Regions from separate parts of the Homo sapiens genome. Here all the other regions are linked to region 1. Evidence: chromatin loops called from intact Hi-C (ENCODE). Cell type or tissue: K562. All regions are shown on one strand. Region 1 holds the start of LOC102723935 (a long non-coding RNA gene). Region 2 overlaps NUP133 (nucleoporin 133). Region 3 has its middle 39 kb from the start of CCSAP. Region 4 overlaps NUP133 (nucleoporin 133). Region 5 has its middle 68 kb from the start of URB2. Region 6 has its middle 120 kb from the start of PGBD5. Region 7 overlaps NUP133-DT (NUP133 divergent transcript).

Region 1 (4,000 bases):
TGGTTGTCAACTTCCCCTGTTCTTTCCCGAGTCTCACTCTCCCTCCTGCATTCTCTCTCCTTTCTTTCTTTCTTTTCTTTTTTTTTTTTTTTTGCGATGGAGTCTTGCTCTGTTGCCCAGGCTGGAGTGCAGTGGTGCGATCTCGGCTCACTGCAACCTCTGTCTCCTGGCTTCAAGCAATTCTCCTACCTCAGCCTCCCGAGTAGCTGGGATTACAGGCACCCACCACCACGCCCAGCTAATTTTTGCATTTTTAGTAGAGACAGGGTTTCACCACGTTGGCCAGGCTGGTCTCGAACTCCTGACCTCAGGCGATCCTCCCATCTCAGCCTCCCAAAGTGCTGGGATTACAGGCGTGAGCCACTGCACCCGGCCCTCTCCCTCCTTTCTTAGGGAGGAGCTCGACTCAGAACTTTTCCTCGATCCTCTCTGTTGAGATGGTTGATTTCCTCCTTAAAACATTATCTGTTCAGTTTCTTTTAAAAATTTACTCCCCCTGCCCCCATTCTGTAGGAATTGTTGGGTATTGGCTGGGCAAGGAGTTTGGAGCTCTCTGAGCTGATAATGTAAAATCTTTGAGGGGAGAGACTTGAGCTTTCTTTTTTTTTTTTTCTCCTGTAGCATCTGTCCCAGTGTCAGGCACATTTTAGGTGCCCAACAAACATCTGTGGAATGAATGAATGAGTGCTGGCACCACCTATAAGCACACAGTAAGGATAACCATGGAGAGAATATGCCGAGCCTTTTAATCAGCCCAGAAGAGCGCCTTCTGTGTTAAGGCGAAATGCCAGAATCCCAAGGAACAGATTCACCACCCAGGGGCGGGACTCAGGGACTGCTGATACTGAGGCTGCCCTGTGGGTTTTCCTTCCAGATCCCTTCTTGATTTGCCCAAAAGAATTTCACGTTTTGTTTCAGTTAAGGAGAGGCCTTTCCTTACTGCTGACTTTAAGGAAACTGGAAATTGTGCTTGTGGGGGAAGTGGCTTTGGAACTTGGGGCCTCTTTGGGACCTGGTAGGCAATGGGGTTTGGGGGCAAGTTTGTGGGACATGTGTCTGAACAGGAAGGAAGGGAGGAGCAGTGGGGCCAGCCAGGAAGCAGTGCCGAATGCAGATTTCTCTTCTTGTGCAGCTTTGCTTAGAGTTGAACATTACTTCCCAGAGATAGATTGACCCCAATCCTGCAGAGATTGGCTATCCTGCTCTTCAACTTATTTTTAGATATATGGTCTCACTTGAATCTCACATCCAATGAGGAGTTCCTGACCCCTCAATTTAGCTCCACCTGGCATTCCAGAGCAATTCAAGGACCTGGTAGGGCTACTAGCAATCCACTGCTACATATAGGGGAACAATGAGTTTTAAAGCTGCTCAGAAATCTGTGATTCGAGTATCAGGAAATCCTTGACTCTTTATCAAATGTGAAGTTGCTGATTTAAGAAATAAAGTTAAGAAACAATATTCATTAACAGAATGGAATTTAATGCAACCGCTGGTGTTTTGGGGTTATTTTCTGGTCACATAGTGCCCCCTGGTGGGTTCACTGACATACTCTTCTGGAATGCTCCTTTCCCAGGCTGTGCTTTGTGACAAGGCCAGCACCAGCAGGGTGATTCCAAGAATTTGCAGTTTAGGCACAGTCCAACGATGCTCTAAAGATTGTCTGTTAAGGGAAAATATGAGTTATGAAAATGCTGTGGGTTGTACTGTATCCCCCACCAAAAGATACGTTAAAGTCCTAAGCCCCAATACCTGTGAATGCAGACTTATTTGGAAAAAGGGTCTTTGCAGATGTAACTATGAAACTAAGGTGAGGTCATTAGGGCAAGCCCTTAATCCAGTATGACTGTGTTCTTATAAGAGGAGGAGAGGCTGGGTGCAGTGGCTCACACCTGTAATCCCAGCGATTTGGGAGGCTGAGGCGGGAGGATCGCTTGAGCCCAGGATTTGCTGGGCAACATATCGAGACCCCATCTCTACTAAAAATTTAAAAATTAGCCAGACATGGTGGCACGCAGCTGTAGTCTCACCTACTTGGAAGGCTAGTGGGAGGATGGCTTGAGCCCAGGAGTCCGAGGCTGCAGTGAGCTATGATCATATCAATGCACTCCAGTCTGGGCAACAAGGGAGACCCTGACTCAAAAAAACAAAACAAAAACAAAACAAAACAAAACAAAAAAAGAGGAGGAGAGAGACACACAAGGAGAGAATGCCATGTGACAATGGAGACAGACACTGGACTGATGCACCTGCAGACCGAGGAATGCGCAAGGATTGCCAGCAGCCCCCAGAAGCCAGGAGCGGGACATGGAATAGAGTCTCTCTCAACCCCTCAGAAAGTTCTAATCCTGCTGATGCCTTGATTTTGGACTTCAGCGTCCAGAACTGTGAGATGAGATATGTTTGTTGCTTAAGCCTCCCGGTTTATGCTGCTTTGTGATGGCAGCCCAAGCAGACGAATACAGAAAGAAATGGGGATTTGAGTTGGAAGAACTGCTTTGAGTCCCAGCTACCACTTAGTACCTGAATGACCTTGGGCAAAGAAGTTCAATTTTTCTGAGCCTCAGTTTTATAAACTGCAAAATGGAGAAATACAAAAGTAACTGTTCTCCTGCCTCAGGATCCCTGTGAGGATGAAGTGTGACTATGTGTATAAAAATATTTTGTTTATTGTACAGCACTGTGTACTGCAATCTTATTACACAAAGAAAGGAAGGTGGGAGGTAGTAGAGCGGAGTGATTACAAGCTAGGCTCTGGCTGGGCACAGTGGCTCATGCCTGTAATCTCAGCACTTTGGGAGGCTGAGGTGGGTGGATCACCTGAGGTCAGGAGTTTGACCTGGCCAACATGGTGAAATCCCATCTCTACTAGAAATACAAAAAAAAAAAAAAAAATTAGCCAGGTGTGGTGGTGGGTGCCTGTAATCCTAGCTTCTTGGGTGGCTGAAGCAGAAGAATCACTTGAACCTGGGAGGCAGAGATTGCAGTGAGCCAAGATCGCGCCATTGCACTCCAGCCTGGGCAACAGAGCGAGACTCCATCTCAAAAAAAAAAAAAAAAAAGCTAGACTCTGAAGTCAGTTTGCCAGGGTCTGTGAGTGGAAATGTTACAAAGAAGCTTCTCATGAAAACTTGACTCTCAAATGAGCCAAAGGCAGTGATGCCCAGAAATGGAGTTGTGGTAACACTTAAAGGAATGTATCAGTTGTCTATTGCTCTATAATGAACCCCAAAACTTAGTAGCTTCAAATGATTAGCTTATTCTTTCACACGGTCTCCGTGGATCAGGAGTCAAGGGCAACTTAATTGGGTGCTTCTCACTTGGAGTCTCTTGTGAGACTACAGTCACCTGAGGTTTAGACTGGGGCTGGAGGACCCACTTCCCAGATGGCTCACCCACCTGGCTGTCGGCAGGAGGCTGCAGTTCCTCTCCATGTGGTCGTCTTCACAGGTCTGGTGAGTATTTTTACAATATGGCATCTCCTCATTCTTTCCACCTCCCCTTCCTGCCCACCTCACCATGCCCAATGTATTTTTTCTCTTGTCAGTGATTCTCAACCTGTATGGAGTCACAGGCTCACTGTGGCCTAATGAAAACTAGGGACTCTTCCTGAGTAAAGTACACATATGCATTTACACAGAATATTCTAGATAGAATTTCAAGGGGCTCCAAGGTTAAGTACCAATTGGATCCACAGAGAGCTCTGTCAAACGTGAATCAAATTGTGTAATTCCCTGTTTGAATCCTTCTGTGACCCCCACTGTCCATAGGATAAAAAACTTCTTTAGCACACCATGATCTGACTCCAACTTACTTTTAATAACAATAACCTTATCATCACATGGAATGTCTTCTACATGGCAGACACTTTTCACACTTTCTTCCTAATTCTTAGAAGAACTCTGCAAGGAGTGGATTTTATGATTCCATTTTAGAGATAAGGAGAAGCTCAGAGCTGAAATCTGGCCGATTCAGCACCTGCCTCATCTCCCCCACACCC
Region 2 (4,000 bases), 220 kb before region 1:
GTGCAGTTTTTAGTCCAATAATTAAGAATATTCAGATGCCTTTACCTCTAAACTATACTTTGTTATTTTGCAGAGTATGATTTTTGAGACCACTACAAAGAATGAAACTATAGCCCAGGAAGATAAAATCAAGTTGCTGAAAGCTGCCTTTCTGCAATACTGCAGGTATAACATGTTTTTTAAATTATGGATTATTTTATGTGTGAGGATATGTTTTACTGACATGTGCTACTTATTGACTGGTGGGAGCAAGTTGGAGGAATGATGCTATCAAGAGGAGAATGTTTTTTTGAGCTTTAGCACTTTAATAAACTGTTCTTCTGAACTTAGTAGCCATGGGAGGGTTCCAGCTAGCTAGGTTAGGGAAAAAACATGGGCTCTAACATACTCTCTCCACTTCATGAAAAACAATGTACCATTAAAAATGGTGATCATGAAGACATCTTGCAAGGGTCTTTTACGTATAACGTTAAGGTGCAAATAAGTTGCTTACAAAGTTTTTTTTTTTTTTTTTTTTTTTTTGAGACACTCCGTCGCCCAGGCTAGAGTGCAGTGGCGCGATCTTGGCTCACTGCAAACTCCGCCTCCCGGGTTCAAGCGATTCTCCTGCCTCAGCCTCCCAAGTAGCTGGGACTGCAGGCGTGTACCACTACACCTAGCTAATTTTTTTATTTTTAGTAGAGATGGAGTTTCACCATGTTGGCCAGGCTAGTCTCAAACTCCTGATTTTAGGCTGACTCCTAAAGTGCTGGGATTACAGGCGTGAGCCACCACTTCCAGCCGCATGCAAAGTTTTATTGGTAATATTAAAGAATTATGGCCTGGTGTGGTGGCTCACACCTGTAATTCCAGCACTTTGGGAGGCTGAGGCAGAAGGATCTCTTGAGCCCGGAAGTTCGAGACCAGTCTGGACAACATAGACCTCATCTCTACAAAGAAAAATTTTAAAAATAATTAGCCGGGCATGGTGATGCACGCCTCTAGTCCCAGCTACTCAGAGGCTGAGTTGGGAGGATCATATGAGCCCGGGAGGCCAAGTCTACTGTGAGCCATAATCACACCACTGCATTCTAGCCTGAGTGACAGATCAAGTCCCTGTCTCAAAAAAAGCAAAAGAATTAGACCTGGCCTATTAGTTGAGTTTTGCTTTACGCAAAATCACCACAAACCTTAGTGACTCATTTAACATAGCTGACAATTCTGCAGTTTGACTGTTGGGGCTGGACTCGGGGCAGTTTTACTTTTCGGAGTAGGCTCACTCATTTTGGTCTGCAGCTGGGCTGGCTGCTCTTTACCGTACTCACATTTCTGGGCCATAGGCTGGCCAGCTCGCTCTCTATTCCTGTGATGTCTCCTCAACTAGCAGGCTGCCCTGGGCTTATTCATGTATCACAGGGTTCTAGAGTGGCAAGAGAACAAGTGTCAGTGCACACTCTTTAAGTCTTTGCTTGGATGGCGTTTGCTAGTGTCCTGTTGGCCAGAGCAAGTCCAGCTGTAGTGAGAGCGTGCCTAAGCAGATGCGCGTATGGGGTGGGGAGTGATTGTCCTCACTTGGTCACACTTGCTGCTCTAATACTCTTCTGGGTTTAAGGCAAATGCAGATTTCAGTTTATCTTAGACATGTATTCTGCTCATGTATTCTGGTACTTTCCTTAAAAGGTATGGCAAATTCACATTTGAATAAATACTCAGGAAAATGGTGATCCAGCCCCCCTGCTCTGCCCCTTGTTAGCTGTGGGAAACTTTGGACAGATGCTGAACATTTCTGCCATTGTGTTTCTGTTTCTTCCTTTTCGAAGTATTGAGTGGGGTGGGAGTTAGCATGGCTAAAGGATCATTAGTTTATCGTCAGATCTTTGTTTTGAAGGAATATACTGAGTGTACTACCTTCATTTCCCCCAGTTCTGAGCCCATGGTTCCATAATCCCACTCATACTGGTGTCTGATGCATAGCGGCTCACTCACAGAGACAACAGATTCCAAAGTGCTTTTACAGTTCTAACATTCTGTACCTCGTGATCTACTGAGCTTAGTTTGTCACCAGAAGGGGGCACCATTAGGCAAGTTTTTTGTTTCTGTTTAAAATTATATTCTTTTAATCTTGTTCTTTTACATGGTTCAGTCTTCAAAAATCTCAGTTGAAGTACTGTGTTTTTATCTTTCACAAGTTTATCCTGTAATTAAAATTCTGTCACATTTGTGGCATCTCAAAATGTAAATGATAATGCAGCAAGTGACCAGTCATTAGATTTGTTTCCTGTGGCTGCCATAACAAATCACCACAAGCCAGGAGCTTCAAACAACGCAAGTGTCTTCTCTCACAGTTCTGGAGGCCAGAAGTCTGAGAGCGAGGCATGAGCAGGGCCCTCCCTCTGAAAGCTCTGAGAAAGGATCTGTCTTCACCTCTCTCAGCTCCGGGTGGCTGCTAGCAATCCTTGGTTTGTAGATGTGTCACTCCAGTTTCTGCCTCCATTGTCACGTAGCTGTCCTCACATTCACATGGCCTTTTTTTTTTTTTTTGAGACAGAGTCTCACTCTGTCATCCAGGCCAGAGTGCAGTGGTGTGATCTCGGCTCACTGCAACCTCTGCCTCCCTGGTTCAAGCAATTCTTCTGCCTCAGCCTCCCAAGCAGCAGGTGCACACTGCCATGCCCGGCTAATTTTTTGAATTTTTAATAGAGACGAGGTTTCACCATGTTGGCCAGGCTGGGCTCAAACTCCTGGACTCAAGATCCACCCACCACAGCCTCCCAGAGTGCTGGGATTACAGGTGTGAGCCACCATGCCCAGCCCACGTGGCCTTCTTATAAGGACATCAGTCATTGGATTTAGACTCATCATAATTTAACAAATTGTATCTGCAAAAACCTTATTTCCAAATAAGGTTGCATTTTGAGGCACTGGGTAGATATGAATTTGTGGGAGACACTATTCAACCTGGTGTAGTCATCTTAAGATGTTTTACAGGGGAAAATTATTAGGCACAAGAAGGGACCCCTGATCTAAGTCCTGAGCAAGCAGTACCCTCAGGAACAGTGTCATGGGCCCTGTAGCACAGCTGTGCTGAACTCATCCTGCCCAACATGGGTGAAGTACTATGGACTTAATAAGGGATGATTTCTGGGGGAGTGTCAGCTAGCTCTCTTAAAGATGTAGACTCCTTACAAACAGAATTGTGGTGCCTTTAAAGCTGGATTTCTCAACCCCATTAACATTGTCATTTGAGGCCGGGTGTGATGGTTCACACCTGTAATCCCAGTACTTTGGAGGCCAAGGCAGGCAGATCATTTGAGATCAGGACTTCGAGACCAGCCTGACCAACATGGTGAAACCTTGTCTCTTCTTAAAAAAAAAAAAAAAAAAAAATAGCTGGGTGTGGTGGCACATGCCTGTAATCTCAGCTACTCAGGAGACTGAGGCAGGAGAATCGCTTGAACCCAGGTGGCGGAGGTTGTAGTGAGCCGAGATCCCGTCACCGCACTCCAGCGGTGCATTGTAAGCTGTTTAACAGCATCACCAGCCACTTCCTGCTAGATGCCATTAGCACCCTTTCCCCCAACTTGTGATGCCCAAAGTTATCGTCAGACATTGCCAGATGGCCCCTGGGGTCACAATTGGTAGATAACACTTTTAAGTGTGACTGTCTGTTTAATCTTTTGCTAAGGTAATATTACTGTTTTTATAGCATCATTTCTTTGAAATTGATTTTTATGTTATTTTGGTTTTCATTTTATTTAGCCCAAAAAACACTAAATCTTTTGTTCATGAGAGTTTTGGGGAACTTTTTCTGTAATTTTTTATTAAATCTTGCCATAGTCACCTTTGTATTTTCATAACCTGTAGCGTGACTGGGTCACCAGCTTCACCCTGGCCTTTCACGCTTTCAAGAGTTTTTCTGCGTTTCTCCAGTCAGCTGTGTCTCCTGTTCTACCAAGGGACCATGACAGCCCTTTTCCAGTCTCCTCCCACTTCCCTCAGACTTAGCAGAGGACTTAACTTC
Region 3 (4,000 bases), 120 kb before region 1:
ATCTTATGGCCAGGGGTAAATTTATTTGTGTTTTATTGGAAAAGTGTCAGATGATTAGGGATATTGTAATCCCTAATGGCATGGTACCTCAGTTTGGATTAGATGCGGCTGTGAGTAAGAGACACTGTTAGTGACAAGATATAAATGTATTTCTCCTCCCTATAAAAGTCTGGCAGTAGGTAGTCCAGGGCAAGAATTGTGAGTCTACTCCACAGAGTCCTCAGACACCCGGGATTCTTCTATGTTGCTGTGCGTGATCCCAATTCATATGGTTGCCTCCTGGTCCAATACGGTTGCACAGGTCCAGTCATCACACAAACACTCTAGCCAGAAGGAAGGAGGAAGGGAAAAGACAGGAGTGGCTGTCTTTTATGGAAAACTTTTGGAAGCTGCCATGGGATACTGCCACTTACATCTCATTAGTCAGAACTTGGTCATACGACCATATGTTACTTCAAAGGTGACTAAGAAAAGTAATTTTTATTCTCGGGGTGCATATGCTCAAATAAAAAGTGGGGGTTCAATGAAGATGGAAGAAAGGAGAATGGTTTTGGATGGCAACTAGCAATCTCTGATGAACACAGTAGTTTAGTTTAGGTATATTTTATGTATGTCCATGTACTTAAAAAAAAAAACAACACTTACTGAGACCAGTCTGGGCAACATAGTGAAATCCCATCTCTACAGAAAATACAAAAATTAGAGGCCAGGCACGGTGGCTCATGCCTATAATCCCAGCACTTTGGGAGGCCAAAGCGGGCGGATCACCTGAGGTCAGGAGTTTGAGACTAGCCTGGCCAACATGGCGAAACCCTGTCTCTACTAAAAATACAAAAAAATTAGCCAGGCATGGTGGCAGGCGCCTATAAACCCAGCTACTTAGGAGGCTGAGGCAGGAGAATTGCTTATACCCAGGAGGCGGAGGTTGCAGTGAGCTGAGATTGCGCCATTGCACTCCAGCCTGGGCAAGAAGAGCGAAACTCCGTCTCAAAAACAAAAAAAAGAAAAAGAAAAAAAGAAAAGAAAAAAATTAGCCAGGTGTGGTGGAATGTGCCTGTAGTTCCAGCTACTCAGGAGGTTAAGAAGTGGGAGTATCACTTGAGCCCAGGAGGTCAAGCCTGCAGTAAGCTGTGATGGTGCCACTGCACTCCAGCCGGGGCAACAGAGCAAGACCCTGTCTCAAAAAGCAAACTTATTGAGCACCTACTATGTCAAGCACTGGCAAGGTGGGTCCTAGAGGTTCCCTCCTGGGCAGTCTTTCATTCAGTCTCTCATGAATGATTGAGGCCACATTTCCCATCTGATTTGCTTTTGCAGACAGATTTATTTGTTTATTCTTTTTTGGAAGGTCATGCTAATCTTCTCTGTATAGTTCCAATTTTAGTATACGTGCTGCCGAAGTGAGCACTCCAAGACAGATTTCTTTAAAAAAATTTTCCACTAGCACAATGTTGCCTGATGCTGAACTCTGAGGGTAAATCATTCCGTTTTACTTGCCTGATACTTTGATTTTTGCTGGGGAGTCACCCTTATCCTATAATTACCCCTAGGCCTTGAGTGAAAATAATTGACAAATATTAAATTTCAGCTGGATGCAGTGGCTCATGCCTGTAATCTCAGCACTTTGGGAGGCCAAAGGGAGTGGATCACTTGAGCCCAGGAGTTCAAGACCAGACTGGGCAACATGGCGAAAGCCTATCTCTGCAAAAAATACAATAATTATCTGGGTGTGGTGCTGCCTGCCTGTGGTCCCAGCTACTCGGGAAACCGAGTGGGTACGATCACCTGAGCCCGGAGGTTGAGGCTGCTGTGAGTTGTGATTACACCCCTGAACTCCAGTCTGGGTGAGAGTGAGACCCTGTCTCAAAAATAAAAAATAAAAATAAAAAAAATAAAAAATAAAAAATTTTATGTATATATATATATATATATATATATATATATATATATATAAAAAATCTCTCTGACCCAGAATCACACAACGTTAAAGCTGGAAAGGCCTACGAGAGCCTTCAGCCCCGACTCCCCATTCACACGCTGAGATGGGCAGTGGCTCCCTGGGGGTCCCCTTGCTGGTGCTGGGGGTGTATGGCCCCATGAAAACCCCTCTGCTTCCTGACACCAGGGGAAGGGTCAGCATTCAGGCCGAGGCCAGCAGGCCTCAGTCACGAGGCACCAGGCTGCGCTCAGGGAAGTTGTAACTGACGCTTGATTCTCTCTTAATCCCCCGGTGACCTGTCCCAGTTCTGCAGGTACACATTTCTGAGCCCTGCTTGAGGCAAAACTCTGCTTTGAACTTGTATCCTTTTGCTCTCTGAGCATCTCCTCCTCCTCCCTCCAGCCGCCCACTCCACTGTCTGCCCCATCGTACTTGCCAACCTGTCATTGTACCCATCCCTGGGGGTGGGGAGGAATTCCACGCCCTCTGGCCAGGTCAAGGTGCCCTGAATAGCTGGATTGCATGTAGTTTGTTGCCCTAATAGTAAACAATCCAAAGTGATTAATAGTAATAATAAACCATCTGCTAATGATTGAGCCTGTGTCTGATGGGTTAAGGTGGTCCCTCTATTAATGCCATTCTGACTCGCATTCTAGTAACCTTTTCTGGGTGGGCCAGAAGGGCTGGAGTTAGCCTGGCACTGGCACCCTTGGGCAGGCTGTCACAGAGGGGCACTCCAGCCTGGGTGACAGAGTGAGACCCTCTTCTAAAAAAATTTTTAAAAAACAAATGTATGACCTGTTCTTAGAAAAACAACAGTTTTATAGTTACCCATGCTCCCAGTTAAAATATAACTCTATATTTAAAGTTAGAGTTAAAATATAACTCTAATGTAATCCAATTAAAAATACCAATATTAATTCCTTTTTGGAAAAAAAACCACTCTGGTTTGAACCATCCTTTAATGCATGGGGCAGGGAGGGACCTGATAAATGTCGGGAGAGAGATGGTGTCTATTTTGATCCAGAATGTGGTGGCGAAAGTGCTGCCTGATATGCTAGAAGCTCTTTTCCCCCACCTGCTGCTTAATGTGTGTGTCAGCCCAGTGAGAGTGGTGTTTCCTGATGACTGGGCCTCAGGCCGCCTCATTGGAGTCCCCTGCGGGGGATGGGAACATGCAGATTCCCGGGCTCCCACCCAGTCAGCAGCTAGGGCAGGACACCTGGACCTTGCAGATTATCCAAGTCCCGGATGACTCTCAAGTGGATGAATGTTGGTGAATGTTGGCTCCAGGGAACAGAAGTGTCCGTCCCATCCCCGGCAGAGCCTAGGTTGCTAAGGTTGGTGGGCTTGTGCTGCTGCTGCAGCCCCAGGTCTTGGCCTCCTGACTCCTGGAATTGGGAGATGTGCTTCCTAGGATGGCTCTGACAATTAGCACTTCAGATCTTGGGATAAGGAAGGCCTACAGGGAATGCTGCCTAAAGGAAAAAACAACTCAGAAGGGCCTGATGCAGGGACGAGATGGGGAGGGCCCTTCATGAACATCCCTTGCACCTCCAGCATTCGGCAAAGAGAAGTCACTCATGCAGGATGCGGGCGGCAAGGCGGCGGCCCCTGCAGAGCTAGCAGGCAGGACCCTGGATGCTAACCCAGGATGCAGCATTGATGTCCTCTGAGGTGGCGGGTGGCAAAGTCTCCCAACAGATCCACCTTCAACACTGCAAAGAAATGCGTTTTAGCACGGCAGGCTCTGCTCCTGCCTAGCCCCTGGTAGGGCATTGTCTTGTGACGCCCCTACGGTGCACACACACTCTATCCTGTGCTTGTAAAACGTGGATGACATGTCATATACCGATCTAATCACAGGTCCCCCAGAGAATTATCGAGCAGATGGTGTGGTTCCCTTGACATTCACACCTGGTGGCTGCTGAAACCCTAGAAAGAGAGTGCAATTAGCAAACAAATCACCTTGGCTTCATATAGTCATTTCTCTTGCCAAGTGAGAAATTTCACCCTTCAAGAAAGATTTTTCTTCCATGAAGGTTGTGTTTTTCTGCCTGC
Region 4 (4,000 bases), 200 kb before region 1:
TATAACAAGGGTAGTTGTAAGGATTGAGGACACTGTCTTGGGAAAAATGGCTTGCATATATTAAGTACTCAATAAATTATAGGTATTAGCCCCTTTTATTAAAATTATTTTTTACTGTTTGGGATAATCTTCCTTCAATCTTTTTATTTTTTGCACTAGTAGCGCCTGTTCTAAAAAAAGTGTGTTTATATTCTATAGGACTGGCTGATAGTCTAAGAGGGGAAGCCATATTTTAGCCTGGCCACCAGAGGTAGATCATGTTAATCAAAGCATTTTAACCAAGGCTTTCCTGTTTCTTCTTTCTCCCTGCTTTGCATTTGATCACTTCTTAGCTTTTATTTCTTAACGCGATGGGAACATTTGCAGGTCTCAGTGATTCTACAGACTGTTAGCACAATGTGTCTAATCGGAGGGGATAGACTTTTTAAAAATAACTCTTCTGGTAGTTAAATAATTCCTCATGGAAAATGTGTAAATTATAGAAAAAATTCAATAGGAAAAATAAGTTGTCTGTAGTCCTACCTCCCCGGAGATAGCCACTGGTACTGTTTTGTGGGTTTCCTCCCAGTCTGATTTTCTAGGTACAGAAATGGACAAAAGTGTTCCATTTAATTTTTCCAAAACCAGGATCACGGGGAATGCTGCCAGTATTTGAGCGAAAGTATCTGTGTTTTGGTCACTGTTTTGCTGTGAATGCTGTGTTTATGAGGCTGCCTAGCAGTTTTCACCCTTTCCTGCAACTCAGCACATTCCCTGGGGCGGAGTCAGGTCATGGGCTGCAACCTGGAGAGTTTATGGCAAACAGAAGCCCCTGTTACCTCATCCAATGGAGATAACCCTTGCTGCCTAGGAGATGTGCTGTATATTCTTCCAGGTCTTGTTTTTCTTGATAGACTCATGGTAGCTTTTACATCATTTCCATTTGCGAATGAAACTCAGTTGACCCTTGAACAACATGAGCTTGAACTGCATGGGTCCACTTACATGCAGATTATTTTCAATCAATATATTTCGGAGATTTTCAACAACATGAAAACACTCATAGATATACACCATGTATAACTGTGTAGCCTAGATATACCAAAAAAAAATTAAGAAAAAGACAGGTTATGAATACATAAAACATATGTAGTCTATTTTATCATTTACTACCATAGAACATACACAGGTCTGTTATAAAAAGTTAAAATTTATCAACACACAAACACAGACCTCACATAGCACCATTCACAGTGGAGGCAAATGTAAACAATGTAAATAGGCAGCATTAAATCACAGAATTAACTAATACATACTGTACTTACTGTAATAATTTCATAGCCACCTCCTATTGCTATTGTGGGCAAGTGTCCGCTTGCTGAAGTGTTAACAGTATTCAATTAAAACCCCAATTAAAGTGATGATCCAGTTAAAATGATTCTGATCATCTCTGTTTGAGAAGTTTGTCTACACCCCAGTAAATTGCCTATTGCAGCAAAAAGTAAATTTCCTATTGCAGTAAGAAGTGATTTCTCATAGTTCTCGAGTATTTTTTCCTGTGTTTAATGCAATACCATAAACCTTAAATAACACCTTGAGACTCATATGAAGTGCCACTAGGTGATGCTAGACATGCTCCCAAGAAGCCTAGGAAAGTCGTGACATTACAAGAAGTGGAATTGCTTGATATGCACCACAGACTGAGGTCTGCAGTTTTGGCTATCCCCATTTCAATATAAATTAGTCTAGCTTAATGACCATTATTTTTTAAAAAATGGAAATTTGTGAAGCTGGCAGCAGCAGTTAAGCTTTTGGGGAGTCGAAAGTTACCCTCCCAACACTTTGGGAGGCTAGAACAGGAGGATCACTCAAGCCCAAGAGTTTGAGACCAGCCTGGGCAGCATAGCAAGACCCCATCTCTTTAAAAAGTTATGCTGGGATTTTTGACAGCACGGGAGCTTAGTGGCCCATCCCCCTTGTTATTCAAGGGCCAACTATATACTATAAATTCTAGTGGGAAAAATTTTACTGAATTATAAAATATGATGGAGAGATCTCCACACTTAGGAAGCTTATACCTCATGAAATAGCTATCTGCTCTCCAACTTCTTCAAGCATTGAACGTATTTCCTTACTTGTTCTCTTCCCTCCTATTTCTCGTTGCTGTGATAATTCTTAGGACTTTGATCAAACCATGGATATGTTGTAAACATAACCGGCAATCAAGAATAAGAATTAAAAGCATTCTGAGATCATTGAATAAAGATAGGTTTACCTCTGGAGCTATTTTTTTCTTTTAAAATTCAGATTTGTTTTATGACAGCAAAAATGAGAGCAAAAGTCAAATTTCATCATATTCTCTTTCCCTCCCTCTCATCTTGAATACTAGAAATGGCTGAGCAGGAGCGCTTTCTACTGCATCAGGAGACCCTACCTGAACAGCTGCTGGCGGAGAAACAGCTAAATCTCAGTGCGATGCCAGTATTGACTGCACCACAACTCATTGGTGTATGTGCTTTTCAAATCCTTAACGCTATTTCTTAAACTCAAAACCTTTTTGGTGTTTGTTGGGCCATGTAGTATAGTTCCTAAGAGGAGTTATTGTTCTACTGCCTACCTTCCAGAAAACTCCCCTAGAAAAACGTTGTTTGAAGCTGTTTGGGAACAGAAAGCTAATTAGAGAAAAATTAATCAGCATCTGCCTCCCCATACACCTCCACCTAAAGGTGCTTTATCTAGGTGACCAGGAGAAATTACTTATATTTTGCTTTTCTAGTATAGGACAAATAAGTACCATGAGATAACTTTATTTCCCCCACAAAATTACTTTTCAAGCTCTTCTATAAGAAAAAATGGATTAAGGAACTCAGTTTACATGGTCTAGCAGTTCTGTCCTTACCCCTTTCCTCTGCAACCCAACACATCCCCGAGGGCAGAGCCAGAATACGGACTGCAGTCTAGAGAAGAAGCATCTCTTTGCCAGAGTGATGTAGGATCACCTTAAATGTGTTCTATCTATATGAAAAGGCAAACAATTAAAATACATTAGCATTTTAGCCATTATTAGTAACAGATTTCCTGTTATAACTGAATTTACAACAGCCTCTCCTGATAGAATATATATTTAATTTGGAAATGGAAGTTACTCTCTATTGTAACTCACTATTGAGTATCACTAAGAAAAAAGTAGTGCCGATTTTACTCTAATGCATTATTAATTTTAATACCACAGTCCAATTTCAGAGATGGTGGAGTAAAAAGGATGTTCAAGAACAACAAAATAAAACTATTATCTTTTGAGTGCTGTAAGACAATGAACACAAGCAGATAGCTTTTTTTCTGAAATGGTCTGAGTATTGTTGCTATTAAAGGATTACACATACAATTTTTAAAAAATGAAATTATAGTTTTTGGGAAAGGAAGATGGGAAAAATTCAAATTGATATTTTTAATAAGGCAAGTATTTTTCTGACCATAAAAATTACAGGAAATTTGAAGAATACAGAAATGAGTATGCAGTCAGCTGTAATCTAACCAGGGATAAGTGTTGGTAACATGTTGATGTGTTTTTTTATTAAGTGAATATAGATCAACTGTACACTTTATTGTAGGTCTCAATTTTTTTTTAGAGACAAGATCTTGGTATTGCTCGGGCTGTCAGGCTGGAGTGCAGTGGCCCTGTCACAGCTCACTGCAGCCTTGACCTCCCAAGCTCAGGTGACCCTCCTACCTCAGCCTCTGGAGTAGCTGGGACCACAGGTGTGCACCACTGTACCCAGCTAATTTTTATACTTTTTGTAGAGACGAGGTTTCTCCATGTTGCCCAGGCTGGTCTCGAACTCCTGTTCTCAAGGAATCTGCCTGCCTCGGCCTCCCAAAGAGCTGGGATTATAGACATGAGCCACTGTGCCGTGCCTAAAATATGCATTTTTTAAAAAGACAGTTTATTTTAAGGTGGATGCAATACAGTTTCCAAATATGAGACTGTTTTTACTATAAAAATACAACTGGCCAGGTGCAG
Region 5 (4,000 bases), 440 kb before region 1:
AAGCTCTGGGGTATAGGGACTGTGCCTAGTTGTTTGCTACCTGGCCCTGGGGTGATGAGGGCAGGGAATCATGGCCTGGTCAGGAGTGTAAGTGCAATAGAGGAAGTGTCGCTGGTAGGCATTCTAGATTGGTTGGTTTGCATATGAAAGGTGCGCTCTCAGGCCAGCCCTTGACTTTCTCTAGTAATTAGCCCTGGGAGGGGGGACTCCCGCCAAGACAGCAAGGCCCTAAAACAGCAAAGCATCAGAATACAGAAAATAAAAAGACGCAGTTAATACAACATGCGACTGGGGCACCTTCCAGGGCATAGGTGTCCACAAAAAGTGCACACAACAACAAGGACACAAAACAGCGTTTCTAAAGCCACACTGACACTGTGAGAGAGATGCCTGACTTCTCAGGGTCACAAAATGGGAGACAAAGGCAGGCAGAGGGTGCAATTTTAAGAGGCTGTTCTCTCAGCTGGTGACTGAGGCTAAGGGAGGACCATGTGGGGAGGTTCTGTGCCTCCTCCAGGGGAGGGCACTAAGGCTCTGTTCTCCCTGCCCAGCCCTGTCCACCCGCACACTTGTTCCTCTGCCCTGTGAGCTTCCTAAGCTGCTTGTTTTGAGGGGCTTCATCTGAGAATGTTGGCCAGGGGTATTTTCCTGAACTGTGCTGCCTTCTCTGACAGACGTGCTTCCCATCCAAGACCAAAGCCCACTCCATTCTGGCCTCCAGGGGCCTGAGCTTGGCTGGGCCTTTTTCACTCGGATGAGCTTTCATTGCATTTCTAGCAACTACACTGTGGTGTAGCGATCAGAGCCACCAGTTCCGGAACCAGGCTGCTCCTCATTTGCAAACTGCAAATGATGAAATTAAAGTTAATAAGACTTGCTCATAGGGTTACTATATTAAGTTACTCTACTTAGAACATGCCACTTACACAGAAAGTATTATGTAAATGTTATGTTTGCATACATTACAGCACTGCCTAATAATTGGGCAGAAATGACAATCAGCTCAAAAAAACGGATTATAATTATTGATGATTTTAAGAAACTTATCAGGTTCTTTCTCCCTCAAGTAGTCCTTGTCAGACCCTTACTGGACCCACACTAAGTGCAGGGCCTGAGCTAGTCCCCGGAGGCAGATGTGGAAACCTGTCATCCCAGAAGAGGAACAGTAGCAATCACTTGTTGATTGGAACTATGCACCTTGTCTCCCTGGCTCGTGGTCTGATATTTCTCATGGCTATCATGTAGCCAGGCAAAGATCCTATTAGTATGGTTATGCTTTCAATTATTCAAACATTTACTAACTATCAGATGGCATTTTAAACACTGGGTACAAATGAGTCAACTTCATCCTTGCCACATCATTAAGGGATGGGTATTACTAGTCCCATCTTAGATGCAAAGAGAATGTGACTTGGAGCGGCTCAGTATTTGCCCCCTCTGCAGCAGTGCATGGCAGAAGGGATCCAAGCAAGCTGCACACAGGATCTTCTATGATGCAAATTCACACAGGGAGGAGGCAGAGCACCTGCCTGGAAAAGTGTCTCAAACTGAGTTTGGAAGGATATACAGGGGTTGGCCCAGCAAAATGGGTAGTTAGGATAAAGTCAACCTATACAGAGAAAAAAACACATTTCCAGAAGTGGAAGTGTGGGGTGGGCCCGTGCCTGGAAGATGCCAGTGTATCCGTGAGGTGTAAGACATGAGGCTAGAGAGGTGGGAAGGGCCAGGCCATTCTCCAGAAGATTCTAGATCAGTCCAGAATTTATTCTCAGGGGTTAAATTCAGTCATTTTGTGTACCCTCCTACCCATTTGAAATAGCCAAAATTTCAACCACAAACTCACTAAAAAAAAAAAAAAATTCCATTATTTGTCTTTTCAGATGCCAGAGGTCAAATCTTAAAACTATCTGGCCTGCCTTTGACCTTCATGGGAAAACCTAAAGTGTTCTGTCTCCATAGAGCTAGATGTTCATCAAATCCAATTACCTCTCCCAGCTGCACCGCTCACCAGGAGGCAGGGCTCTGCTGGGGACAAAGAGAGGCAGAGGAAGCAGACTGTCCCCAGCCCCGCTTCCTGCTGCAAATTAAGCCAGGCATCGACTGTGCCGACTCACCACCTGGCTGCTGCCACAACAGCAGCTGCAGCCTGTTAGCACTGAAGAGTTTCTCTCCCAACTATTCCCATTAGTGTGGCCAGCGAGGGGGAGGATGAGTAAGTGTCTGTGCTCAGCTTGGGGCTCTGGCTCCTGCTGTCTCTTCACTGGGCTCTGACCTCCAGGGGCTGGGCGGGACATCCAAGCGTCAGAAGCCAACATAGGCCTGCTGACTCCCAGAGTTCGGCGCCTAACTTGGAGACAGGGCAGCAGAAGAGATTCTCAGCCCTGGCTGCCAAGCATTGCTCAAGAAGCTTCAGATTCAGAGAGACTGGGTAAGGCGGCCCCTCTGGGTCTGTAAAGCACCACTGTGATTCCAAAGCACAGCCAGGGTCAGCACTTCACCGATCTGTATTCACCAGCTGTCCTGCACATGTGTCTTTGATAGGACATGTGGGAAAGACATTAGGCCCTTCCAGCTCCCAGTAACTAAATATAGTCCTTCACATATCTCAGGGTAAGGCACTCTGTACCTTTTCAAACTGCTTTCATATACCTTGTCTCATTTGAGCCTGTGAGCAAGGGGAGGAGGCCGCTGAAACCCCAAGGTGCACTGAACGCCCCTGATGCCTTTAATCACGCAGCCAATTAGAGGCAAGGTTGGAACTATGCACCTTGTCTCCCTGGCTCGTGGTCTGATATTTCTCATGGCTATCATGTAGCCAGGCAAAGATCCTATTAGTATGGTTATGCTTTCAATTATTCAATACTTCTGTGTTACAATACACTGCTTATGTGGAACTGCTTGTAAGTGGCCATCATTGACTTCACCGATGAATCTGCTCCCCCTGTGTTGGAGAAAGTACCGAGTCATTGCCTCTAACCCCTAGCAAATGTAAAATACCTTTGCAATAGCTGGAAAAAGAAAATCACTGATGCCGACAGAATCTCCTTCATTCTCATAGACTAGGTAACAAAAGGGGAAGAAATCATGTCAGCTGAAAGATCTGGGGAGAAATCGATTTGGGACTGCTAGAATCACAGGAAGTTTTTGTTGAAGGATCAGAAACCCACGCAAGCCAGCTCAAGCAAAAGGTTTATTGTACAAGACACAGAGCGATGTAACAGAACCCAGCTGTAGGAAGTGCAGCTGGGTCTCCAGGGAACCAGAGAATGAATGGCAACCGTTTCTCAAGCCACATCATCTCTCATCTTGGCTTCTCTCTGTACACCTGCTCCCATATCCTCCCTATGGGCTGGCTTCCCCTTGCTGTTCAGGGTTTCTGCTCCTTCACAACTTCAGTTTGCTTATTGCTTTGTCTAAGTAAGCCTCACCATGAAACTTGACTCTACATAACTGTACTTGGAACCTATAGCTAATCAAGTCAGTCCCCGGAACTGGAAGCATCCCTATTCCAGATCCTCAGGGAGAGGATCTGACTGTTTGGCTGGGCTGGCAGGGCCCACCCCACTGTCCACTCATCTGATTCCAGGAAGGATTGAGTCTCATGGGATGCTGCCTAGATCTAAGCTGGCAATGGGGATGACAGGTAAAGAGACCAGTCACTTAGAACTGAGCCAAGACAAACTCAGATGACTCTATCCCAGGAAGAAAGGCAAAGCCTCCCTTCTGAAAGCCATTCAACAAGCAGGTCATTGAAGTGTGTTGGAACACAGGTTAGAATAATAAATAATAGGCTGGGTGTGGCGGCTCACGCCTGTAATCCCAGCACTTTGGGAGGCCAAGGTGGGTGGATCACCTGAGGTCAGGAGTTCAAGACCAGCCTGGCCAACATGGCGAAACCCTGTCTCTACTAAAAATTTAAAAATTAGCTGGGCATGGTGGTGCATGCCTGTAGTCCCAGCTACTTGGGAGGCTGAGACATGAGAATTGCTTGAACCTGGGA
Region 6 (4,000 bases), 1.1 Mb before region 1:
GAGCAAGACTTCGTCTCCAAAAAAAAAAAAAAAAAAAAAATTAGCTGGGCATGGTGGCATGCACCTGCAGCCTGCAGTCCCAGTTACTTGGGAGGCTGAGGCAGAGGATCGCTCAAGCCCAGAAATTCAAGGCTGCAGTGAGCACTGATTGCACCACTGCACTTCAGCTTGGGCTGAAGGATCACTTTAGCCCAGGATCACTTTAGCCCAAACAAGACGCTGTTTGTTTGAAACAATAACAACAACAACAAAAACAAACAAACAAAAAAACAGAACCATCTCCCAGGGCTGTGGGCCTTTGGGGACATGCACAGGAATACACACAAAAAAAGACAAACATGTTCTAGTTTGAGCAGAAGAATAGTACAGGGCAAGTGGACTAAGTCATTCATTCAAAACACTTTAATTGAGCTCTTCCAAATCAGTAGGCACTATGCTAAACACTAAGGGTATAAGCAAGGACAGTCTTTGCCATCAAGGGCTGTCAAATAGTGGGAGAGACACAAACGCAATATCTCATGTGGCCAGAGTGATAATAGTATGTAAAAATTAATCAAGGAATGAAGCCCGTATTTTCCCAACCACAAATGGGGATACATGAATCATGTTCTGTCTCTGGGGCAGAATATTTTAAAAGTAATTGCTATGGGAGACTGACATGGCCAGAGAGAGGTCAGGTGTGGATGTTATTCTACAGAATGAGTAGACTCGTTTTTTGGAACAAACCCACGTGACACTAGCTGATTTAGAGCCAAAAAGCTCAGGGATTTGTCACTGGGAGGATCTTGGGCCAATAGACATGAGTCTGAAAATTCTGCCCAGGTTAAACCACCCTGACAGTACCAGGCAAGAGAATGTGAAGTCTATACACATTAAAAATTTCTGGTTCCAATTCCTGGGGAGGCTGGAGCAAGAGGATCACTTTAGCCCAGGTAGTCGAGGCTGCAGTGAGCTATGGTCACGCCACTGCACTCCAGCCTAGATAAGACACAGTGAGACCCTGCCTCTAAAACTTAAAAATTAAAAAAGAAACCTGCCTAAAGGAACAGTAACCAGTCTGGAGGGAGGAGGCTCTCGATCCCGAAGAAGCCAAAGGTAACTGGACACGAGATTTTTCTGTGCCAAGCATTTCCCAGTTAGGCTGTGGCTGATTCACCCTCTCTGTCCCCCTCTCACACTCTCCTCAGTCCCAGGAACTAGAAAAAGATGGAGAGCTGTCCTTCCCTGAGTCGCCCCAACCCTTAGCAGCAGTCTGACCTTATGCGGCCTGAGTGAGGCCCAATGCTGGTAGCGGCTCTGTTCACACTCACCCTCCAGCAAAGCAAACGTCGAGAGACCAGGAGAGGGGAGTCCAACCCCAAAAAGGAGAGCCAGTGCCTGCGAGAATAAGTGTGTTCATGGAGTTAACAGGATGGAATACTTCAAAATCCAGGATGCCCTGAAACTATATGTACATCTATTAGATATCAATTAAAAATTATCTTAATTAAAAAAAATAAAAATAAAAATCCAGGATTGTTGTCCTGGCATGGATGGAATGAAGAAGGGCCTAGGAGAGTGGGAAGGTGTAGGCAGATTTGTCTGATTTTAACAGAGTTAAAACGAAAAATATGTAATTAACAACCTGCTCCCAAACCAAATTTTCACCCTCCCCCTTTTCGGACTGTCCACCTTCTTTGAGATGAAGCCTTTCCCATGGCTGCCCAGCAGAGGGCAGCAGAGGACACCTTATGAGCCTCCGTCCCCTGCACACAATAGCGCATTCGTTCAACAAATGCCTTCGGAGTTTGGAGTGGACAGTGTTCCAGGCACTGTGGACACTGCCCTAAATAAGACAGACGAGGTCTCTGCTGGTCCAGAGCAAGGGGAGAGAACAATAAGCAAAGTCATGGAGACTATAGCACCGTAAAGTGATGGGGACAGGAATGGAAAAGGGGCTTGCTGATTCCACATTTCGGCTTCCAGCCAGTGTTTACCAGTACTTGTTAGGGGCCGGGCACTTCTGGGGACAGTCACCAACACAGAGGCCCCTGCCTTCATGGAGCTTACGTTCCACAGGAGGAGAGAGCACCATAAACACAAAAAGGGTCACAGAATCTTTTTTTTTTTCAAGACAGTTTCGCTCTTGTCCCCCCAGGTGGAGTGCAATGGCGCGATATCGACTTACTGCAACCTCCACCTCCCGGGTTCAAGTGATTCTCCTGCCTCAGCTTCCTGGATTCTCCTGCCTCAGCTTCCTGAGTAGCTGGGATTACAGGCACGTGCCACCACGCCTGGCTAATTTTTGTATATTTAGTAGAGACAGGGTTTCACCATGTTCACCAAGCTGGTCTCGAATTCCTGACTTCAGGTGATCCACCCGCCTTGGCCTCCCAAAGTGCTAGGATTATAGGCGTATGCCACCACACCCGGCCTCAGCAGAATCTTTTAAAGGACACCGAGTGTTACGGAAAAGGAAAACATAGAGCAGGATTTGGGGAGTGTCGGGGAGTGGGGAGCAGCAGGCTGGTGTAGCCACGCTCCCTGAGAGGCCAGATTGGAGCAAGGTCTGACAAGAGGGACTGCCAGGTGACTCCGAGGACCCACCACAGTCTGGTCCACAGCTGTTCTATGTTGGAATCACTGCGGGTGCCTGGGTTCCACCCGAGGCCTAGGTTGAGGACCTCTGGCCTAGAGCAAGGTTTCTGGGCAGCCCTGTCTCTCACCCCTTATGCCTTCCTCTCCATTTTACAAATGAGAATAGTGACGCTCAAACACGCTCACGCCTCCCTAAGTAAAGGACGGTCAGGATTTGAACCCAGAAGTATTTGAACCCAAAACTCCCATGTTTCCTCAGCATCACACCGTCTCCCAGACCACGTGACTCGTCTCTCTTTTGGAAAATATCTAGGAGCAAATGGCTCTTCCCGCCACTACACCCAACAAACATCTGGATTGTTCTGTGTCATTGGTTAACTTGCAGGGACACAGTCAAGGTGGTAAGGAGGTTGTGCCTCCTGACCCGGGACAGCTTAGCCTTCCCCTGACCCATAGGACGCTGTGGGTCACCAACAGGCAGCAGGGACACAGTGGAGCCACCCAAGCTTCTGAGGTCTTCCCTGCCTTGGACCTTTATTGCCTCCAATGCACAAGATGCCAGGGAGCTAAGGATGCGCTCTCAGAAGGAGGCGTGAGCTCCAAGATGGGGCGTCCAAGCCCACCTCCGGCCCAGTTGATGCTGGCAAAAAGACTTTAATTAATTTCTTTATTTTGGGGCACAATTCCAGCAAGCTTAATTGGGGAATTCATGTCTCACTTGCGAGCCTTTCCTTGGCCAATGTGGTGGCATGTGCGGGAGACTGGCGGCACCCACAGACTGCTGTGAGATGGCGAGAAGCAAAGCCGGGCTGGGGGCTGCAGGGCTCTCCGAGGACCCGCACCGCTTCTGGTGACTCTGGCCATGCCCAAGAAACCATGGGGCACGGAGCACAGGCGGCCTGGGGCCTTGTCAAGCCACAGTGCTGACTCCCAGTGTTTCGTGGTGCCCCGAGGGTTTCGCACTTGCCTTTTGATACCTGGACGACCTGGGCGTGCAGGTGGCACGCTCAAGACTGCATCTGTAGCCCTGAGTTCAGGTTCAGCCTCACCGCACATGCTCTGCACCCTAAAGGAGTCAACAGCCTTTCTGGGCCTCATTTCCCCTGCTATACAGTGGGCCTAAGAATACCTGCCTAGCTTTCTTCCCAGGGTCCTTGTGAGACATCAGGAACTGGAGTACCCAGGTACTAGAGTCCTCACTGAAAGCACCTCCTCTAGGGCCTGGGATTGCTGGGAGGTGCAGAGTAGATTTCGGGAGCCAGTCCTGGATCCCTCCTTCCTCCCGCCTCCCCACCCCTAGCCCTGCAGGGTTCAAGATCACTTAAACCTTAAGAAATCCCTCTCCTCTTAAATCTGTGTGTGCCACCAGCTGCCCCTCTTTGTGGAGGGTCCATCCTTCCTTTTGGTAATAAGGAACACTTGC
Region 7 (4,000 bases), 260 kb before region 1:
ACTAACATTACACATATCCAAAAACATGTTGTAATTAAAAGTTCCATTCATTCCTCCTTACCAAGTTTGTTGAATGTCATCACTTGTTTGCTACTTACAAATATTGTTTAATTGTTTCACTGCAGTAAATAAGTATCTCCTACCTACATCAGGGACAAGGAACTGTGCTGTGAAGTTGATAGATGAGTAAGCCACAGTTTCTGCCCTCAAGGAGCTTCTAGTTTTGAAGGAGTGGGAAGGCAGGGGAAAATTAATAACAAGAATGCAGCTAGGGATCATAAAGAGGTGTAGTTGTAACACTGTGTTCTGGTATCACTTTTTTGTTTCCAGAGTGTTTGCATGTTACATTTGATACTTTGACAAGCCTGTAATTTAGACAAATATTTATCTTCCCCATTTCACAGAGGAGGAAATAAGCGTAGGCAAGTTGTGAATTAATTCAGCATTAATGACATACACAGTTTCAGGCAAGAAGAAACTCAAAAGAAAATTTTCGCATTGTTGAGCTCAGCATTTTGTTATATACCGTCCCAGGCTTGTCTGTATGTTCAAGGTCTCCCCTGACCCTGGGCCTGACAGGTTCCCGAAGAATAATCACAAGTTAAACCATTGTAGGTCGAACCCTTGTAAATGCATTCTTATAAAAGTAGGGCTCCATTTTGGGAATCCATCTTTTTTTTTTTTCCTTTGAGACAGAGTCTCACTCTGTTGCCCAGACTGGAGTGCAGTGGCGCGATCTTGGCCACTGCAACCTCTGCCTCCCAGATTCAAGCGATTCTCCTGCCTCAGCCTCCGGAGTAGCTGGGACTACAGGCGTGCGCCACCATGCCCGGCTGCTTTTTGTATTTTTAGTTGAGACAGGGTTTCACCATGTTGGCCAGGCTCATCTCCGACTCCTGAGCTCAAGCGATCCGCCTGCCTCAGCCTCCCAAAGTGCTGGGATTACAGGTGTGAGCCACCGTGCCCGGCCTGGTTTTAGTTTATTTTTGATAACTTTGGCAGTTTTATAAAATAAGATGAATTCCCGGCCAGGCATGGTGGCTCATGCCTGTAATCCCAGCTACTCAGGAGGCTGAGGCAGGAGAATCACTTCAACCTGGGAAGCAGAGGTTGCAGTGAGCTGAGATCGCACCACTGCACTCCAGCCTGGGAGACAGAGACCTTGTCTCAAAAGTAAATAAGCGAAAAGCAGTACAAATGTTACAAAACAAATATAAATGAAATAACTATGTGAAAACTACATTGTAAAAGTTCCTTTGGAGTGTATTTCTGAGGCATCATGGGGTTTTTCTGGTCATCTGTCCACTGAATTCATTCAATAAACATTTACTGAGCATCTTCGATTTTGCTAGGTCCTGTGCTGGGTGCGAGCTGTGCCTCCCTCACAAAGCTAGTGCAAGGATTGGCAAACAGCTGTTTTTGTATAGCCTGCAGGCTAAGGATAGTTTTTACAGTTTTAAATTGTTGGAAAAAAATCGAGAGAATATCTCATGACACATTAAAAATACATGAAATTCAAATTTCAGTGTCCATAAACAGCCTACTCCTTCTAGGAATTGTCTGCGGCTGCTTTCACCCTACAGCCACAAGGGGGAGGAGTTGTGACAGACTACATGGCCTACAAGCTGAGATGCCTGACAGAAATCTCACTGATGACAGAGACAGTGAAAAAATTCCGTACTACTTGAAGGACTTCTAAACCACACTGAAATTTAGAGCCATCTCAAAAAGTTCCATTGACAGGATTAGATGAGTGCCCTGAAAATGACTGGGTGCGGGTAATTTCTGGATGCGTTCTTCCTTGGTCCTGTGCCTCTCCATTTTAACACTTTAATTACCATGCTGTGAGAATGGGAGTCTAATAATTCCACCACGTCGGCAGGGAATCATTCTGGCTGCTTTCCTATTGTCGACTGCAGTTGTTAGTTAGTCCCACATAAATCAAAGTTTGATCTTAACTGCAAAGGTGATATTTTGGGAAGGACGTACAGAGGAGAGGCTCGTCTCCAAGTGGAACCACAAGTTGCCTGGGCGCCTCACACATACACACATGTCTACACTGGGGAGGTATTTTTCTATTTATTTTAATAAAATTTAAATCCACTTATATTGCATGTAGGGGAAAAGAAACCCTTACCATCTTAGGTTCATGGCTAAGGCCCTTATAACAAAAACCAGATTCACAAGAGAAAAGCATGCAAATTTATTTAAAAGTTTAACATGACATAGGAGCCCTTGGAAATGAAGACCCAAACAAACAAGGAAACTTGTGCATTTTTATGCTTAGGGTTGATGAGTGGACAACTTGTGGAAGGATATGACTGGACAAAGGTCTGATCTAACGGTAACAACTGGGGGAAATTGGTAAAGCCTGTTTGTTCAGACTCTTCTCTGTGGCCCTGTGTCTTCAGAGATAAAGATGTTTCTTTCCTCCAGGTACAGGGAAGGCATCTCTCAAATGAGGGTCTTAAGACCTGTTTTAGGGGAGAAGGGTGGAAGAAGGTCAGAGAATGATCTTCCTGCTTCTACTGTGTTCTCAAATGCCAAGGTGCCACATTTTGGGGTGGTAGGTCCTGAACCGTATCACTGCACACACTATTTTTTATTCTATATATTTAAGGTGTACATGATGTTGATATGTATATGCACAGTAAACTACAGTCAAGCAAATTATCCTATCCTTCATCTTCCATAGTTACCTTTTTTCGGTTTTTTTGAGGAAAGAGTCTATAAAATCTCCTCTCAGCAAATTTTCAGGATATAATACAATGTTGTTAACTATAATCCTTATGCTGTACATTAGATCTCTAGACTTCCGCATCTTACATAACTGCAACTTTGACCTAATTCTCTGCACATACTATTTTTAACCAAACTGCTTTTTAGAAAATTTGCATGAATATTTTCCTACATTGTTAAGTGTTCATTACTCACATCCATATGTATTCTTTTAAATATAGCTTTTCATAATGCTTTTTTTTTCAGACTCAGGACCTTTGTATTTTTTTTCGGTTTTCCATAATGTGGATGCACTATAAATCTATAGTTGGCCATCTATGTTACTTTCTACCTCCTTCACTATTATAAACAATACTGTCTTTGTTATTTGACTTTTTCACATAAATTTCTAAGGTGAAATTGCCAAGTAATTATAAGGCTTTTTAATAGAAATTGTCCTCTTAAAAGATTGTACTTTTACAGTCCCACCAGATAGATATGTAAGCAGTGCTTGTTTCCCCATAGCCTTTTCAATATGAACTGCTACTATTTTATTTTTTTTTTTCTGCCCTGTTGCCCAGGCTGGAGTGCAGTGGCCAATCTCGGCTCACTGCATCCTCTGCCTCCTGGGTTCAAGCGATTCTCCTGCCTCAGCCTCCTGCGTAGCTGGGATTACAGGCGTGCACCCACCATGCCCAGCTAATTTTTGTATTTTTTTCTTTCTTTTTTTTTTTTTGGAGACGGAGTCTCACTCTGTGGCCCAGGCTGGAGTGCAGTGGTGCAATCTCAGCTCACTGCAACCTCCGCCTCCTGGATTCAAGTGATTCTTCTGCCTCAGCCTCCCGAGTGGCTGGGACTACAGGCACGCACCACCACGCCCCGCTACTTCCTGTATTTTTAGTAGAGATGGGGTTTCACCATATTGGCCAGGCTGGTCTCGAACTCCTGACCTCGTGATCTGCCCGCCTCGGCCTCCCAAAGTGCTAGGATTACAGACGTGAGCTACTGTGCCTGGCTAATTTTTGTATTTTTAGTAGAGACAGGGTTTCACCATGTTGGTCAGGCTGGTCTTGAACTCCTGACCTTGTGATCCACCCACCTCAGTCTCCCAAAGTGCTGGGATTACGGGCGTTAGCCACTGCACCCAGCCTATTTACTTTTTGAGATGGAGTCTCACTCTGTCACTCAGGCTGGAGTACAGTGGCACAATATCAGCTCACTGCAACCTCCGCCTCCCAGGTTCAAGTGATTCTCCTGCCTCAGCCTCCCAAGTAGCTGGGAC

What was found. Hi-C counts contacts between places; a loop is a spot of excess contacts. Peaks named below come from ENCODE experiments on the same cell type or tissue, not always from the same donor. Only the 100,000 strongest peaks of a DNase experiment are listed, where the experiment ranks them.
Region 2: it touches region 1 in a loop (10-fold over the local background); 103 of 110 quality-filtered maps call a loop at or near these places.
Region 3: a loop joins it to region 1, with 2.6 times the contacts of the local background. A loop is called at or near these places in 2 of 110 quality-filtered maps.
Region 4: a loop joins it to region 1, with 9 times the contacts of the local background. A loop is called at or near these places in 25 of 110 quality-filtered maps.
Region 5: a loop joins it to region 1, with 2.8 times the contacts of the local background. A loop is called at or near these places in 2 of 110 quality-filtered maps.
Region 6: it touches region 1 in a loop (14-fold over the local background); 23 of 110 quality-filtered maps call a loop at or near these places.
Region 7: it touches region 1 in a loop (7-fold over the local background); 60 of 110 quality-filtered maps call a loop at or near these places.

Annotation. Positions count from the first base shown.
Region 1 is chr1:229,255,742-229,259,741 of GRCh38, reverse strand. RAB4A-AS1 (RAB4A antisense RNA 1) reads left to right here. Exons shown (of 2, transcript NR_149313.1): 2 at 622-2,850. LOC102723935 (a long non-coding RNA gene) reads left to right here and starts at 3,044. Exons shown (of 3, transcript XR_426935.4): 1 at 3,044-3,455. It overlaps LOC124904540 (a long non-coding RNA gene), which reads right to left. Exons shown (of 2, transcript XR_007066924.1): 2 at 1,462-1,663. In K562, a CTCF peak has its summit at 1,526 (motif pointing left); a DNase peak (open chromatin) is centred at 1,561; H3K27me3 peaks cover 337 bases.
Region 2 is chr1:229,480,219-229,484,218 of GRCh38, reverse strand. NUP133 (nucleoporin 133) reads left to right here. Exons shown (of 26, transcript NM_018230.3): 12 at 74-165. Among named protein-coding and RNA genes, the nearest start is that of NUP133, 26 kb to the left of the region's middle. In K562, a CTCF peak has its summit at 2,061 (motif pointing right); a DNase peak (open chromatin) is centred at 2,018.
Region 3 is chr1:229,380,536-229,384,535 of GRCh38, reverse strand. It overlaps the pseudogene RNU6-180P. Among named protein-coding and RNA genes, the nearest start is that of CCSAP, 39 kb to the right of the region's middle. RefSeq lists an enhancer at 2,788-3,395. In K562, no CTCF peak of the experiment used is centred here; no DNase peak of the experiment used is centred here; H3K27me3 peaks cover 2,700 bases.
Region 4 is chr1:229,451,012-229,455,011 of GRCh38, reverse strand. It overlaps NUP133 (nucleoporin 133), which reads left to right. Exons shown (of 26, transcript NM_018230.3): 22 at 2,369-2,487. Among named protein-coding and RNA genes, the nearest start is that of ACTA1, 19 kb to the right of the region's middle. In K562, a CTCF peak has its summit at 1,595 (motif pointing right); no DNase peak of the experiment used is centred here.
Region 5 is chr1:229,692,626-229,696,625 of GRCh38, reverse strand. No RefSeq gene overlaps it. Among named protein-coding and RNA genes, the nearest start is that of URB2, 68 kb to the right of the region's middle. RefSeq lists an enhancer at 1,213-1,714. In K562, no CTCF peak of the experiment used is centred here; no DNase peak of the experiment used is centred here; H3K27me3 peaks cover 3,830 bases.
Region 6 is chr1:230,308,471-230,312,470 of GRCh38, reverse strand. No RefSeq gene overlaps it. Among named protein-coding and RNA genes, the nearest start is that of PGBD5, 120 kb to the left of the region's middle. In K562, a CTCF peak has its summit at 1,705 (motif pointing right); a DNase peak (open chromatin) is centred at 1,710; H3K27me3 peaks cover 2,265 bases.
Region 7 is chr1:229,512,452-229,516,451 of GRCh38, reverse strand. NUP133-DT (NUP133 divergent transcript) reads right to left here. Exons shown (of 3, transcript NR_110630.1): 3 at 2,365-2,474. Among named protein-coding and RNA genes, the nearest start is that of NUP133-DT, 6.0 kb to the right of the region's middle. In K562, a CTCF peak has its summit at 1,587 (motif pointing right); a DNase peak (open chromatin) is centred at 1,591.